Linked DNA regions of Mus musculus: region 2 is linked to region 1. The links are chromatin loops, found by intact Hi-C in ENCODE. Cell type or tissue: left cerebral cortex. All regions are shown on one strand.

Evidence for each region. Peaks named below come from ENCODE experiments on the same cell type or tissue, not always from the same donor. Only the 100,000 strongest peaks of a DNase experiment are listed, where the experiment ranks them.
Region 2: a loop joins it to region 1, with 4 times the contacts of the local background. A loop is called at or near these places in 22 of 42 quality-filtered maps.

Annotation. Positions count from the first base shown.
Region 1 is chr19:32,671,353-32,679,352 of GRCm38, reverse strand. Atad1 (ATPase family, AAA domain containing 1) reads left to right here. Exons shown (of 10, transcript NM_026487.3): 9 at 2,503-2,636; 10 at 4,989-6,790. The coding sequence ends at 5,109. Among named protein-coding and RNA genes, the nearest start is that of Atad1, 37 kb to the left of the region's middle. In left cerebral cortex, no CTCF peak of the experiment used is centred here; a DNase peak (open chromatin) is centred at 4,427.
Region 2 is chr19:32,498,446-32,506,445 of GRCm38, reverse strand. Minpp1 (multiple inositol polyphosphate histidine phosphatase 1) reads right to left here. Exons shown (of 5, transcript NM_010799.2): 4 at 7,929-8,000. Among named protein-coding and RNA genes, the nearest start is that of Minpp1, 17 kb to the right of the region's middle. In left cerebral cortex, a CTCF peak has its summit at 4,804; a DNase peak (open chromatin) is centred at 4,789.

The DNA.
Region 1 (8,000 bases):
TTTTATATTTCATATTTCCTTTTTTCTCTTTCTGTATTGATTTTGAATTCACATAGGCTTGGTAGTACTGCAACATTGCATGAGATGTGTATGTAATGTCCAGCCTCTGCCTTCTTCCCAGCCTTACTGTACTCGTGTCCTGTGTCTCACAGAGTCTGTACTTAGGACTTCCCTCCTGCTTTCTGTACCTAAATTCAAGATTGTTGTGCGGATAGTCGTTCTTTCCTTTGTTGCCTTTTTATCAAATACAAATAACTAAATTCCTGTTTTTAAAAAAGTACTTGTTTATTATTATTACTATTATTATTATTATATGTATAAGCACTCTGGCTGTATGTACACCTACATGCAAGAAGAGGGCATCATATCTATTTACAGATAGTCAGGGCCTACTATGTGGTTGCTGGGAATTGAACTCAGGATCTTTGGAAGAGCAGCCAGTGCTCTTAACCACTGAGCCATCTCACCAGCTCCACCCAATTTCTCTTCATTTAGCATTTCTATTTAAAAGGATGACACTGATTTGAAGGTCATAGTTGCACAGTTGAATGATGAATGTGTTGTTGAAATGAAGAAAACTTAAAACATTCCTAGAATTAGTGGAAATAAAATTAGCATTCCAAAACCTATGGGATCCAAGGAAACAGTCCAAAGAAGGAAGCTTACCATTCTATGTTCCTGCATTAAAATTTAGATCTCAAATAACCTGATGATGCCTTTTAGGACATTGGAAAGTAAGAAAGAAAAAAAAATGCCCAGAGCAGTGGACCATGTGAAATAGCTAAAATCAGGACAGAGATTAATGAAATAGAAAGAAACAAACAAAAATTACAAAGAATCAGTGAAACAAACAGTTCTTTCTTTGAAAAGATTGATAAGCCTTTAGTCCAGTTAGTAGAAAGAGAAGACCTTGGGCTGGTGAGATGGCTCAATGGGTAAGAGCATCCGACTGCTCTTCTGAAGGTCCAGAGTTCAAATCCCAGCAACCACATGGTGGCTCACAACCATCCGTAACGAGATCTGACTCCCTCTTCTGGAGTGTCTGAAGACAGCTACAGTGTACTTACATATACTTTACTTAAATAAATAAATCTTAAAAAAAAAAAAGAAAGAAAGAGAAGACCTGACTGATTAAAGTCAGAGATGGGAAGGGAGGCACTGTCACAGCACTGAGGGAGTTCAGAAACCGTGCCGGCAGTAGGTTTAAAACTGTGCTAAACTAGGCAATGTATAGAAGTAGATAACTGTTTACATGACTTACTAAATTTAAACCAAGACGGAGAAGTCGTTTAAACCTCTCTATAGCAAGCAATGAACATGAAACGGTATTAAAAATCTCCCAGAAGGAGCTGGAGACGGTTCAGTGAATTAGACTACTTGCTCTTGCATCCACATGATGGCTCACATCCGTTCTACTCTAGTTCCAAGGATCTGATGCCTTCTTCTGACCTCCGTGGTCATCAGGCATACACACTGAACATATATCTATACAGGCAAAACATTTATACATGTAAAATTAAATAAATATAAAAATGTTTAAATCTCCCAATTAAAAAAACGCAGGGCCAGGTAGATTCAGCACAGAATTTTAGACCTTCAAAGAACATCTTAAGCCAAAATTTTTCAAATCATTCTTTAAGAATTTTATAATGTCTCCTTTTAAAATTTGTTTGTTTGAAAAAGGTAGGTACTTTGTGTAGCCTCAGCTGTTGGCTGGCCTGGTACTTAATAGGTAGCCCAGGCTAGCCTTCAATCCCTCCTGATGTGCCTCCTGAGTGCTGCTGGGGTGATAGAATAACAGGCATGTGTCACGGAACCCAACTTATTTTTATCTTTTTTCCCTGTATAGAATTACTATTCTTAAAACAAAATATTCCATAATTAGAAATTGAGTAATAAAGGTGGCATCCATTCCTTAGGAGTGAAGAAAATTATCGTGGCAAATGGGTATATGGGGAGAACCTAGGGGTGGACGTCTGCTGTCTCTTCATATCCTGCTTCTATGACTTGTCTACCCTTGCCCAGCCTTCAGACTATTAATAGAGTATGAAAATTGTGCTGCTTACTTGCAGGATTAAATGAAAATTATATGTATAAGCTGCTTAGCATTGGAAATGAGACCTTAGATTGTGGATAGTAAACATGAATACATTGATTTTCTTGTTTATTTTTTCCTTGTTGTACATTGGTGTGTTTTAAGTTTCCCCAAGCCCTGTAAGCTTAGATGGAAGGACAAAACCAAGTGCTAAATTGAATTAGTATTCAGGTACCATTGTGCTAGAAAGGAATTTTAAGTGTAAAGACATGTGCACATGTTTCAGATGTAATGACAAATAATGAAAAAAAATTTTTTTTAATTATAGTTTTATGGTACTAATAGCTAGCCATTTCTCTTTACTTGGGTGTTACAACATTCTGAACATTAATTCTCAGATGGATATTTTGTAAGTATTTTGCTTAATTTTGTATATTCATTATAAACATATTTCATGTTTATTTAAGGTGGATAGACACGTAGATCTTCTAGAAGTTGCCCAGGAAACTGATGGATTTTCAGGAAGTGACCTAAAAGAAATGTGTCGGGATGCCGCCCTCCTCTGTGTCAGGGAATATGTCAATTCTACATCAGAAGAGAGGTAACTGTGTAGACTCAATTTCTGGTATCTGTCAAACACTTTTGATGAGGTGATTATTGTTGTTTTGCTTTATACTAGATTACTTACAGAAAAAGACAATTGAATTAGCAACTTGTGCCTTTATTATTTATTGGCATTTTCCTGTATGTGTTTGTGTATGTATATGGATATATGCTCATCTGTGTGCATGCAGGCTGATGTTGAGTGCCTTACCACCTTAGCTTTTGAAATGATGGGGTCTTACTGACCCAGAGGTCTCTAGTTATACTAGATTGGCTGTTCAGCGAGATCTAGGGACCCTTCTGTCACAGCCTTCACACTCCTGGGATAACAGGCACACTCCACCTTTTTTTTTTAAATGTGAGATGATACTCAAGTCCTCATGGTGGCCTAGCAAGTGCTTTACCTCTTGAGCTACTCCCCAGCCCTTGTTGCCGTCTTCCTAAAGAAGTCTCTAAATGGAAAAACTGCTGTGGGGATGTTCTAGAATTAAGGGGCAAAATGCTGAGTTTTATTTGATAAGCAATGGGGTGAGTCACAAAAACCCAGGCTTGCCCTCTTTGTTAGGAAAACGGGGTTCTCTAGAATCTATAGATTGTTTCTGTACCTTAAAATTCCTTTCTGTGTAGAAATGAGTATGTATCTTTCAGAAACTTCATACATAACAAAAGTGTGTGGAGCAGTGTGGACAGGGCTGCTACTTAACAGTAATGCAGTTACTAACATGTAACATGACTCGCATGTCAGTCACTTTCACTTGGAACCACTTTGTAAATGTGGTGAGTTTGGGAAATCAACTTTGTCATCCTTATTTCAGCAAAAGTAAGTTAGCCCTGAATTAACTCCTTTGAGAAAGATTCTGAAAAGGCCTTTCTCCCGAAGCTGCACCATACCACACCTTGTATCTTTTTAGAGTGTCAGCTCTCTGATAAAGAATTTTTTTAGTAAACCAGTATACCTTTGAGGTCATGTTAAAGGAGTTTGCCAACTCTTCTCTTGCTCTGAAGTTTTCATACCATGTAACCCTGACTTGCCAACCTGTTATATCGATGCATTTAATTATAGTGAGTGCCATAGTAAGCTTCTGTTAAAACTCATTCACTTTTGTACGAGGTCCCTGCCAGACAGTAGCACCATACTGCTTCCTCCTGCCCCATGTGAGAGATGCATCCCATGTGTGTACTGCCCATGTATAATTCCAGCTATTTCAGCATGTTAACATCATCAGAAATCTACCTTCCAAAGGTCTTTCTTCTCGCAGAAAAAAATAAAAGAAACAAATAGCATATAAACTGTACTTAATTAATTACATTAATAATGAAAGAAAAACCTTGGAAAGCTCTGAAAATTTCAGTGGGAAAATCCGGTCATTAGACTTGAATCATCCTGTTTTCCTCGAAACATTTTTTCCCCAAGTGTCTGTAAACTGTCAAGTAGCAGAATATACCAGGGGTTTGCTGTTGTTGTCTTGTTTTGTTTTTGGTAAAGTGAAGGGGATTTGAATTATTTGTTTTTTTCAAATTGAGTGTTAAGTTCTACTTCTATCTTATAAAAGGCTACTCACGCACATAAATGTCTGTATATGTCTAGGAATGCTAGATTTTGGTTCTCTATTCACAAGAGTAACTTGATTTCCTGATTAGAATTATGCATCCGTTTGAATAGCTTTCTTTAATGAAAATGTGCTGCTCTTACATTCTTGGTGTGAAGTGACTTATACAGCCATTTTGCTTTGCTACCTCCTACTCCTTGGTGCTTTTAAAAGCTGTCTTTCAAGGGGCTGGCTCAGTGCACTGGCTCACCCACACTGTGGTTCAATATTGTCTGTAACTCCAGGTCCAGGGAACCTGCTGCCCTCTTATGCCCAGGCTCTAGACACACACACAGTGTACATATGGACATGTGGACAGACGCTCATACACATAAAGTAAAATAAAAATAAATCTTAAGCCGGGCGTTGGTGGCACACACCTTTAATCCCAGCACTTGGGGGTTAGAGGCAGGCGGATTTCTGAGTTCGAGGCCGGCCTGGTCTACAGAGTGAGTTCCAGGACAGCCAGGGCTACACAGAGAAACCCTGTCTCGAAAATCAATCAATCAATCAATCAATCAATCAATCAATCTTAAAACAGCGTCTTTCATACACTCATAGAGACACCACCTAGAATGGGTTCATTGCGTTGCCATTCTCTTTGGGCTCTTGAAGGAGGAAGAAACTGTTGTTACTCTCTTGTGTAATTAAAAACAAAATCATTTTTCAACACATGCATCTTTTGAATCTTGGTAAAATATTTTAGGTAGGTATACTCTATAAAGAGATTTGGCAATTTGATTGTTTTGTTTGCATTTTAGTCACGATGAAGATGAAATCCGGCCTGTGCAACAGCAGGACCTGCATCGGGCAATTGAAAAGATGAAGAAGTCAAAGGATGCAGCCTTTCAGAATGTTCTAACTCACGTTTGTTTAGATTAGGAGTTGAGGATCATTTGTGCTGTCCAGTGCTCCCGTCTGCACAGCAGTGAGGGAAATCCAGGCTTGGGTCATATTCTCAGATCTTTGCTCTGTTATATAAACGGTGTTATTGCTTGTCAGAAATCATGCGGAGGAAACTGAGTGCAGCCTGAGTGTGGGTGCTTGTCTGACCTTTTTAGCCATATGCTGTTATAGCCTTATAGAGTCTAAGCTGGTCTTAATGGAGTAAATGATTTGTCATTAGTGAGGAATGGGGTGTGGTTAGGTGCTGGTTTCTAGACACGTGAGTATGAATGTGAGTGTGTGTGTATGAGTGTATATCAAATGTATATATCCACTTTTTTTAAATATTCTGTAGATAGGTTTGAATTCAGAAGCTTTTTTCCCCCCAACTACTGAATCCAAAAGCACCAGATAGTCTGTAGCAAAACTGGGATTTAAGGCAGGATTTGACAGGTCCAGGGAGATTCAGCCATTCCTAGGTGTCACTAGGTGTTTGGGCAGTTTTTTTAAGTTGAACATTTTTCTCTGCGGTTGGTTGAATCAACTACATCTGAATATGCACGTGTCTCAAGTATAGTGGTTGTCAGGAGAATCAGATGACAAACACAGTTTGCTCAGTGATCAGCAGGGATTATTCCACCTCATCCTGCTGTGACACCGAGTAGACTTTTTGAAGTTTTACACTGAATTACATTAAGAAGGATTAAAAACCTTTCAAAAGAATGGGTTTAAGAAACCTCAGTCCTCTTTAATACGTGTACATAATTCTCAGTGTAACAGGTCTGTAACTGTATTAATGTTGTTTGAAAGTTATATGTTCTTTAATTATGTTCAAATTTCATTTGGTCACCCAAACAAAATGATAGTTTATATAAATAGTCACTACTAAATGTGCTAAAAAATACTCACTTTGTAACTTAAATTTAAAATTTTTCTCATTTATAAATGTGTTCAAATAATACACATCAAAATTCTTGTGTTGTATCTGTAGTCACTTGATGCTATGTGAACCACATATAAAACTCTTCTTTTTTCAAACCTCCAGTAGCCAGACTTCTGATTCAGGCACCTTGACATGTGACAGAACTAGAGTACAGTGCCACAGCACAGTCCTAAGGTGCCTCTGAGTCACCAGAGAGATTAAACGACGACGGGTTTTATTATTTGTTTTATTTCTTTGAAAACTAAATTTTCCTATGTTTACTGAGTTAATTTCTCTAGTAATGTGTCTCACAAGAACCTTCTAGACACTTTCTTCCTCCATTTGTGTTTTGGGGTTATAGATTGCGGGAGACTACTTAGGATAACAAAAAGCAAGCTGGGCAAGATTGTAAAGATGATGGGAAATGAATGCTAATACAAGACGCCAAGAAACATATCCTGTTTTTATAATTTACAATAAAAGTCCTTTCCTTTTGATTCTTTTTTCCCCACTTAGTTCTTGATTGTTTTCAGTTGCTTGGATTGCGGATTTTGTTGTTTATAAGATTTGTGTTTGGGCAGTTTTTATATTGCAGTTGACATTTCACATTTTTATAGCAGACATTTTAATATTGATTTATTCTGTTTAAATATGAGTTTTAGTAATTTAATTTTAATGTAATGGCATGTTCAGAAATGATTGATGTGTATATTTCTTTGTGTCTTTTTCATCTTCTATTAAATTCAATAGAATTTATCCAATTACAGCACTGAATTTTTATGGTTCTAACCAGATGAAGAGAAATACACTAATCCCAACAACCATGACTCCTGTAGGCATATTAAGCCATCAAGTCAGAGAAACTATTTCCATATAACTTAGGCAGCTTTTGAGTGTTTGTAATTTCCATTCTGCTTGAGAGAGGCATTTCACATATGTGGTTGGCTGTTAGGTTTTAAAGCGTTTGCTTTGGGTTGTACAGATTGAATCAGGCTTATTTGCTGCTTCGTTTCTGTTCTGATCTATGAGGCAACTGTGGCACCTACTTTTAAGGAGTTGGGACAGTGCGATAGCATGGAGGCACTCAGTAGTGTGCCTTGCAATCACTGCACAAATGTTAGCTATTACGCTACTGACGGCATTCTCTATACTGTATGTAACATGTGTATCTTGTCAGCCCAACTGTGTCTCAGTCTCTAAGCCATTTCTGTCATCTCTAGGCCTACACTCTAGGGACTAAGATGAAAAAGCCATGCGATGGTTCTCTGACTCTCACTGTTGGATGACTTCTGATTGGTTTGATGTCTCCTCCTGTTTTCATGCCTTTTCAAATTGAGATTTTTTAAACTCAGTGTTTGAGTCAGTTTTGACTTTGAGTCAACTTTCACTACCTCTTTCCTGCTGAATCCTACTCCATACCTGCAGTTAAAGCTGGGACTCATTAAGAGCTGGGTTGAAATGATCTAAATATTTTGCTATGGACCATAATAAACCAGGATTATTTAACATCTGTAATTTACGGGTTTGATTCAAGATGACAGTGTCTGGAGGGTCAGCTGCTTGTGTAAGAGTGAGAGGAGCCTCTCATTGGTTGGCTTTATTTCTCTACTGTAATTGGGTTATTTATGGACAGGTTATGGCTTTCTTCTGGATGAAATAAACTGGGTGTTATATAATTACATTTTTAAGCCTCTCTTAAAGTCAGAATGTTAAAAATTGCAAAAAAGGGAGGGTATAGCCTACATGAATAAAATTCCAGCATTGTCTTGGTATCTCAAGTAAAGCTGTACCATCCTCTATGTTTGGGGAAAATTCTGTCCAAAGGGGCCAGAGATAAGATGTAGTAGTTAGGATCATGTGCTATTTGTTCTTGCAGAAGATCTGAGTTTGGTTCCTAGCACCCATGTTGGCCATGTTATACAGTGGTGTATAATTCCATTTCCATGAGACTCTAATGCCTCTGTGA
Region 2 (8,000 bases), 170 kb after region 1:
AAGCTAGAATTATATGAAACAGTAGTTTTCAGTCAGACAACAGAGTAAGAGAGAAGGCAAACGGGTTGAACCCAGCAGCTGTCCAGGCTGACTGTTTAGCGTCTGCAGGCTGTGGTGGAGGGTGGAGGGTGGAGGGCAGAGGCCATGGCAGCCCTGAGGTGAGTGAGGTCCAGGGAGGGAACACTGGCAGGAACTCATGGAACAGATATACTTCGGGACAGGGAGCTCTGGAGTCCAGAGGGGCCGCTCTCAACGTCAGCCATTATGTTACACATAGACTCACACATGGGAACCCAGGAGGAAGGCATCGGCAAAATACACTTCCAAGGCTAACAAGCCAAACTGGTGAACGCTCAGATGCACGGGGAAGAGAGGACTCCTGGTCAGACAGATCAGCAAAAGACAAAGAAGAGGGCCGGGAGACGGCACAGAGTTCAGCTCCTTGCTCTTGCAGGGGATCTGGGTTCTGTTCCCTAGATCCATGCTGAATAGCTCACAAATGCATATAACTCCAGCTTCAAGGGATCTGACACCCTCTTCTGCCATGTGCAGGAACACACACACACACACACACACACACACACACACACACGTAAAAATAAAATAAACCTTAAAAAGAGACGGAGAGCTAATGACTTAGGCACACAGGTGAGATCGAGCCAGCTGTACTACTTCTATGCTGAGATAGATGACTTTATGTTAACTGTAGTTCAATGCAGCTGTAAGCACAACACGAGGAGTGGACACATTGAAGCTTGGTAAGAGCACCTCTTTGGTCTTTGATTACCCACAAAGACATCTCTTCCCGTAAAGACTTGCATGTGACCTCATCATTCCAACTCACCCCCTGAGTATTTTGGGTTTTACATACAGATGCTCTTACTGGAGTGCCCTCCCATCTGGAACCTGGGTTCTTGCAGACAATTTGAAGGTATGCATCTTTGCATAATCTCTATTGCACGCAAACGAACACCCTTAGTGCTCAAAAATAGCATGAGGACTGCTCTGTACTCATGAGACCTGTGGTTCTGTGGGTACGCTTCACTTGCCAGTGTTCTGAGAAGAGGGGTACCTGAACCTTACAGCAACACAAATTTAAAAAAAAAAAAAAGGGAGCATTTTAAATTAACATCTAGAACACACATTACGTGCGCTTGTTTTTCTCTGGTCTAGGAAAGGTGCCCACGATTTATTCCACTATATTATCCAAGTCAAACCATCAAACCAAGGAGTCACTGACTGGGTATGCACTTGTTGTGAGACACTGGTAAGAGGCAAGTGTGTACAAACTCAGGTATATCTGCACACAATGCCTTTGGTACTCAACCTCCCCCTATGTTTTAAGTTTGTTGAGAAACACTGAATATGGTTCTAAAATCAAGAGAGATCTACCATACTACTCACTTCACCGAAGGCCAGTTAGCCTTTTCTAGTTACCCTGACCTTGAATTATTCACTTGTCTAATTAATCACAGGATTCTAATCATCCGTAGACTTTGGTCTCAATCACTGTAAGTATTATCTTTACTAGGGTGTGAACGATCAGAACTTTCTTCTTGGTCACTTTTGACAGCATTGCCAACATCTCCCACTATGCCCAGGTCACTGCCGTGCCACAAGGACTTGCTGAGCTGAAATGAGCTGAGTCCAGTGACTCAGTGGTTCCCAACCCGAGGGGCCAGCGAGCCTTTCACAGGGGCCACCTAAGAACATCAGAAAACGCAGATATTCACACTACAATTTACAGCAGTAGCAAAATTACAGCTATAAAGGATCAAGAAAATAATTTTAGGGTTGGGAGTCACCACAACACGGGGAACAGTATTAAAGGGTTCAGTGGGTGGGTGCATGAGGGGGGTGGCTAGGGGGGTGGGGTCCCCCCTCAGAGGCAAGGGTGAGAAAGCGATGAGGTGAAGAACTCTTAAAGGTGGGGACTGAGAAGGGGGACAACATTTGGCATGTAAATAAATGAAACAATAAAAAAATCTTTGATACACTATAAAAAAAATAAAGGGTCACAGCGTTAGGAAGGGTGAGAGTACTGCCTTAACTGGTAGCAGCATTCCTAGAGGTTCTCAGACATTTATTCAGATTTTGCTAGAATCATTATATGACAGAGAATATGCTTCTTAATAAGCCAGCCAATTCTATTGAGCAAGGCATTTAAAGGTTATGCCTGCCTGCCTTCCTTGTTTATTTATTTTATTTTATTTTATTTATATGAGTAATATACTGTGGCTGACTTCAGACACACCAGAAGAGAGCATTGAATCCCATCAGATCCCATTACAGATGGTTGTGAGCCACCATGTGGTTGCTGGGATTTGAACTCAGGACCTCTGGAGGAGCAGTCAATGCTCTTAACCGCTGAGCCATCTCTCCAGCCCCCCCACAGTTATGGAACTTCTAAAATAACAACTACAGAACCAGAGCAAAGTAAGTAAAGTACATCAAGGGTCACTATGATGTCATTGGAATTATTAACATGCACAAAGTTAGTTTAAAAACACGTGCCAACAAGGAAATTATTATGCAAATATAATAAAATTAAGAAATGATTAATACAGTAAGGAGACTAAGCAAACACCAGCAATCCAGTCACATGATCAGAACTGTCCCTTCGGAAGACGACCATACTGATGTGGCGTTAATAAGACCAAACTCAGGGGAAGCCTTGAAGGCAGGCAGTTTCTAAGACCTAGGTGGGAGCTGAGGAGACGCATCAGTCAGTGGGTGTGCTTAGATCACCAGCACCCACATAAGAAGCTGTGCATGGTGGCAGGTGTCTGTAACTCCAGAGTTGGGTCAGGGATAAAAGAGGGTCCCTGGAGCTCACTGGCCAACCCATGTAATTCAACCTGTGACCTAGTTACAGACAAATCCTGTCTCAGAAAGCAGGATGGAGAATAGCAGAGGAAGAGGGTCAACACTGGTGTCTGACCTGCACACACACAGACACACATGCATACATCTGAGCATGGACACACACACACACACACACACTCATATAGCTATTACACACATATACATGCAAACTAATTAAATTTTTTAGAAAATAGGTATTACCCTAAATTGAGATGGTAGCAATAAGGATAAAGAAAATGTAAACTGGAAATTTAATATAACTGAAGAGATGGTTCAAATGCCTCTGAGTCTCACAACCTAAGTTTGACCCCTTGATTCTCCATAGTAGGAGAGAACTGACTCCCTCAAGCTATCCTCTGAATTCTGCACACATGCTGTGAGACACATGCATGTACACACACACCACACACACCACACACACACACACAGAACCCACAAGGCAATGACTAGATACAGAAAGTGAGGAGGACGGAGTTCAGAATGCCAGTGGCCCTGCACTGAGCTGTGTGGGAGGCACGAAGGTAAACAGTACAGGAGAAGCAGCAGCGCTGGAGATAACCCAGGTCTATACCACACACTCCATCATTACCCAGGTCTATACCACATACTCGTTATTACCCAGGTCTATACCACATACTCCATCATTACCCAGGTCTATACCACATACTCGTCATTACCCAGGTCTATACCACATACTCCATCATTACCCAGGTCTATACCACATACTCCATCATTACCCAGGTCTATACCACACACTCCATCATTACCCAGGTCTATACCACATACTCCGTCATTACCCAGGTCTATACCACATACTCCGTCATTACCCAGGTCTATACCACATACTCCATCATTACCCAGGTCTATACCACATACTCCATCATTACCCAGGTCTATACCACATACTCCATCATTACCCAGGTCTATACCACATACTCCGTCATTACCCAGGTCTATACCACACACTCCATCATTACCCAGGTCTATACCACACACTCCATCATTACCCAGGTCTATACCACATACTCCATCATTACCCAGGTCTATACCACATACTCCATCATTACCCAGGTCTATACCACATACTCCATCATTACCCAGGTCTATACCACATACTCCATCATTACCCAGGTCTATACCACATACTCCGTCATTACCCAGGTCTATACCACATACTCCGTCATTACCCAGGTCTATACTACATACTCGTCATTACCCAGGTCTATACCACATACTCGTCATTACCCAGGTCTATACCACATACTCCATCATTACCCAGGTCTATACTACATACTCGTCATTACCCAGGTCTATACTACATACTCGTCATTACCCAGGTCTATACCACATACTCGTCATTACCCAGGTCTATACCACATACTCCATCATTACCCAGGTCTATACCACACACTCCATCATTACCCAGGTCTATACCACATACTCGTCATTACCCAGGTCTATACCACACACTCCATCATTACCCAGGTCTATACCACATACTCGTCATTACCCAGGTCTATACCACATACTCGTCATACACACGTATAGCACCGACTATATACAAAGCACTGCGTTAGTTACTCAAGACAGAGCAGTATATTGAAAATGTCATAAACCCACACAGGATAAAATGAAAACTTGTCCATCCAAAAAGCAGGTAGACACATGAATCTGAACTTAGGGAACAGCCAACTTGTTTATATAAACTCTCCCATGATTTAGTCTATCATCCTTAAATACTCAGCACTAAAAAGATCACAGCCCCTGAGTTACGCCCCACAGCCCCGACTTTAAAAAACAACCTAAAATCTGAGTAAATTCCTCAGAACTTTAAGAGACCAAGTTGCCCTGCTTTAATGTGCGAATTGACAAAGCAGTACACATTTATTGCACCCCTGTACAAGGGCATCATGGCACAATGGTTTCAATACTGCCATCTAATGTTAAAAGGAAGAATTACACAACCTAAAAACCATTACAAAATCTGAACTACCCAAGGCATAAGAATCCATCTGAAGATCTCCATCACTGCCGAGTGGCCACACTGGATGGATCTGCTTCGTCAGGCAGATGTTTAATGTTAGGAACGGCCATTGTCCTCCAAGGAGGGTCTCCAATTTTACATTCCAGTCAGCCATGAGTGAGGGTGATCCTTTCATTTTCCCCAGCTTAAGGGTGCTAAGTGGCATTTCACTGAGACACTGATAGCCACGGTGACAGATGATAGAAGATTATGGTGAACGTTTTCTCATATGCCATCCATGTATCTTCTTTAATGATATCTATGCAAATCTTTTGTACTTTTTGGGGGGAGGGAGAGGAAGGAGACATTGAACACCTATTCAACCAATGAGTGGACTTATATACTTTTAAAGTGCATATTCTACCACTATACCTGTAAGCCCTCTTTTATACCTTCAAGGGGTGTGTGTGTGTGTGTGTGTGTGTGTGTGCGCATTTTCTTACTAAGTAAGATGTAATTCTCTGTACATTCTGGATTCAAATTACTATATGTATATAAGTTTTGCAAATATTTTCTATTTCCCAAATAGTACCCTTTGAGAAAAATAGTTTAAAATTAAAAAAATCTATTTAATGAATTTTTATTAACGGATCATGTTTTGGGCATTACATTTAAGAAAGCCTCACTTAATCCAAGGTTATGACTGAGTTTAATCTCTTATAATTAGGCTATTTCTATTCTTTTCTCTTACAGTAAGATCTGTACTTCCTTCTTATTAGTAGTATGAGAGGTCTAAGTATCTTGTTTTTAGCATGGATACCCAAGTGTCCCAGCATCATCTGTTACCAACGGCATCCTCTTCACCATATTGCCTTGGCATCTTTTGTTGAAAACCAATTTAACATACATAGTTGTTCTTCAGTATTCCTGGGGAATTGGTTCTGCGACTGCCTGTGGAAACTCACATATAAAATGATGTTGTCCTTACAGAGGACTTACATTTATACTGCCATGCATTTCCCATGATCCCAGATTATTTCTAATAGCGATAGAAAGGTTCCGCATTATTCAGAGAATATTGACAAGTAAAAGACTCTATATATTCAGGACCCATGTGAATTTAGATTTGTAGTTAAATAAATACCAAAGAGGGAAACCCATGGATATGGGGGCCTACTATATATGGGTTTATTTCACAATGTTACTGTAGCCCTCTATCTATCTGACTAGGACTCTATTATGTCTACGGCTATCTGCTTGTTTTTGAGGCAGGGTGTCCCTCAAACTCATAATTCTGTCCTAGCCTCCAAAGTGCTAGGATTCCTGGTGCACACCATCACACAAGGCTTCCTGTAAGTTCTCACAGAAGTATGACAAATCTGGATTTTCTGTTCTTTTTCAAAATTATTTTCATTTCTATAGATTCTTTATATTTCTGTGTAAGTTTAGAACTAACTTCTCAATTCCTACAAGAAAACTTGTGAGATTTGATAAGATTTCCACTCATCCATAGCCAAGTGTGACGGTGTATGCCTTTAACCCCAGCCACTTGGGAGGCAGGAACTGTGAATTCAAGGCCAGCCTGCTCTACGTAGTTCCAGTATAGCCAGAGCTACATAATAAAAAAGAAAGAAAAAAAGGGGGGCGGGGGGGGGGGGAATTCTATTCAACCAATAGCTAGGTCTTTCTATTCAACCAATAGCTAGGTCTTTCAATTCTGGGGCTGGGGTTATTTGGAATTTCCTCATACTATCCTGATTTTTCAGTATACAGAAATTCTCATTTATTTTAAAACATTACTGATAAAGTTGTTTAAGAGCCTCCTGACACAATTATAAATGTATCATCCCTTAGACTCAGCACTGAGCAAATGAACAATGATCAAATGGGAAAGGTCTGTTATCTCATAAAGTGTAAGAGCTGGAAGTCACTCAGAAAATCAAACAGGAAAAAGTTAACTCCTATCCTAAGTATTATCTTTATTTGAAATCTCCACCCCCCAGAAGCTTCTGGCTGGACCAGGAGACCGGCTTAGCTGATAACAGAACTGGCTGCTAAGCCCCAAGTTTCATAGCTGGAACCCATATGGTAGAAGAGAAAAATCAAGTCCTGCAAGCTGTCCCTTGGCGTCCACACAATAAATAAATAAACATATATAAGTTAAAAACTGTTTCTGGTAGCAGAAACCAAATTAATCTAATTGGGGATTTTGTTTTATTAGGTTTTTTTTTTCCTCCTCTAACCCCTGTTAAACCCAAGAACATTTTACAAATTAGTGCTGTATGAACAAAACTCAGTACAAACCACACTGAAACAGACCATCCCCAGCTTTTGTTGCCCCGTTTTGGTCAACGTCTGTCAAATGAAACAGGGTTGAGGTCCCACCACACATTTCTAGCCGAAGCTTTAACTTCTGTTTGCTTTTGGTGCTGGAGACCTCACACCTGGCACGCACTCTACCAGTGACTGTACCCTCCCGCCATACTGTAAAAGTGAGTTCAAAAGTAGGAATGCTAGCAGAAGATTCTTCTCAAAGGACAGATTCCCTTTTAAAATAAAAGTCTTTTGCATATTCATAGCAGAAGCCATTTTACAACAGAAACTAGAAAGAAGCCATGTGCCACTGCGGCAGGAAGCGGATAAAGGCCAGTGCACACGTAAGGCAAGGGCCCCCACACTACAGTGCACACGCAGCCGCAGTGATTGTTACAAAGGGAATGTGAGAGAAAACACCATCATCAGGAGACAATACCAAGTGTGACTGCAACAAAACTAATATATTGATTGGTTAATATCAATTACCATATCAAGGTTTTATAAAAATATAGTTTAAAAAAAATTATGCATTGTATGGTATTTTCCAGAAGCTTACAAATAGTAAGTTCCAGATGTACTCCACGGGGTTTTTTTGTTTGTTTGTTTTTGTTTTTTCGAGACAGGGTTTCTCTGTGTAGCCCTGGCTGTCCTGGAACTCACTCTGTAGACCAGGCTGGCCCCCTCGAACTCAGAAATCCGCCTGCCTCTGCCTCCCGAGTGCTGGGACTGAAGGCGTGCGCCACCACGCCCGGCTTGTACTCCACGTTTTTAAAGACGCTTTTACCTTTGCTTCTGCTCCACTGCTTTGTCCAGGTGTAGAAAAATGTCCTGAAATAGGTTGCAGCTGGACCGGCTG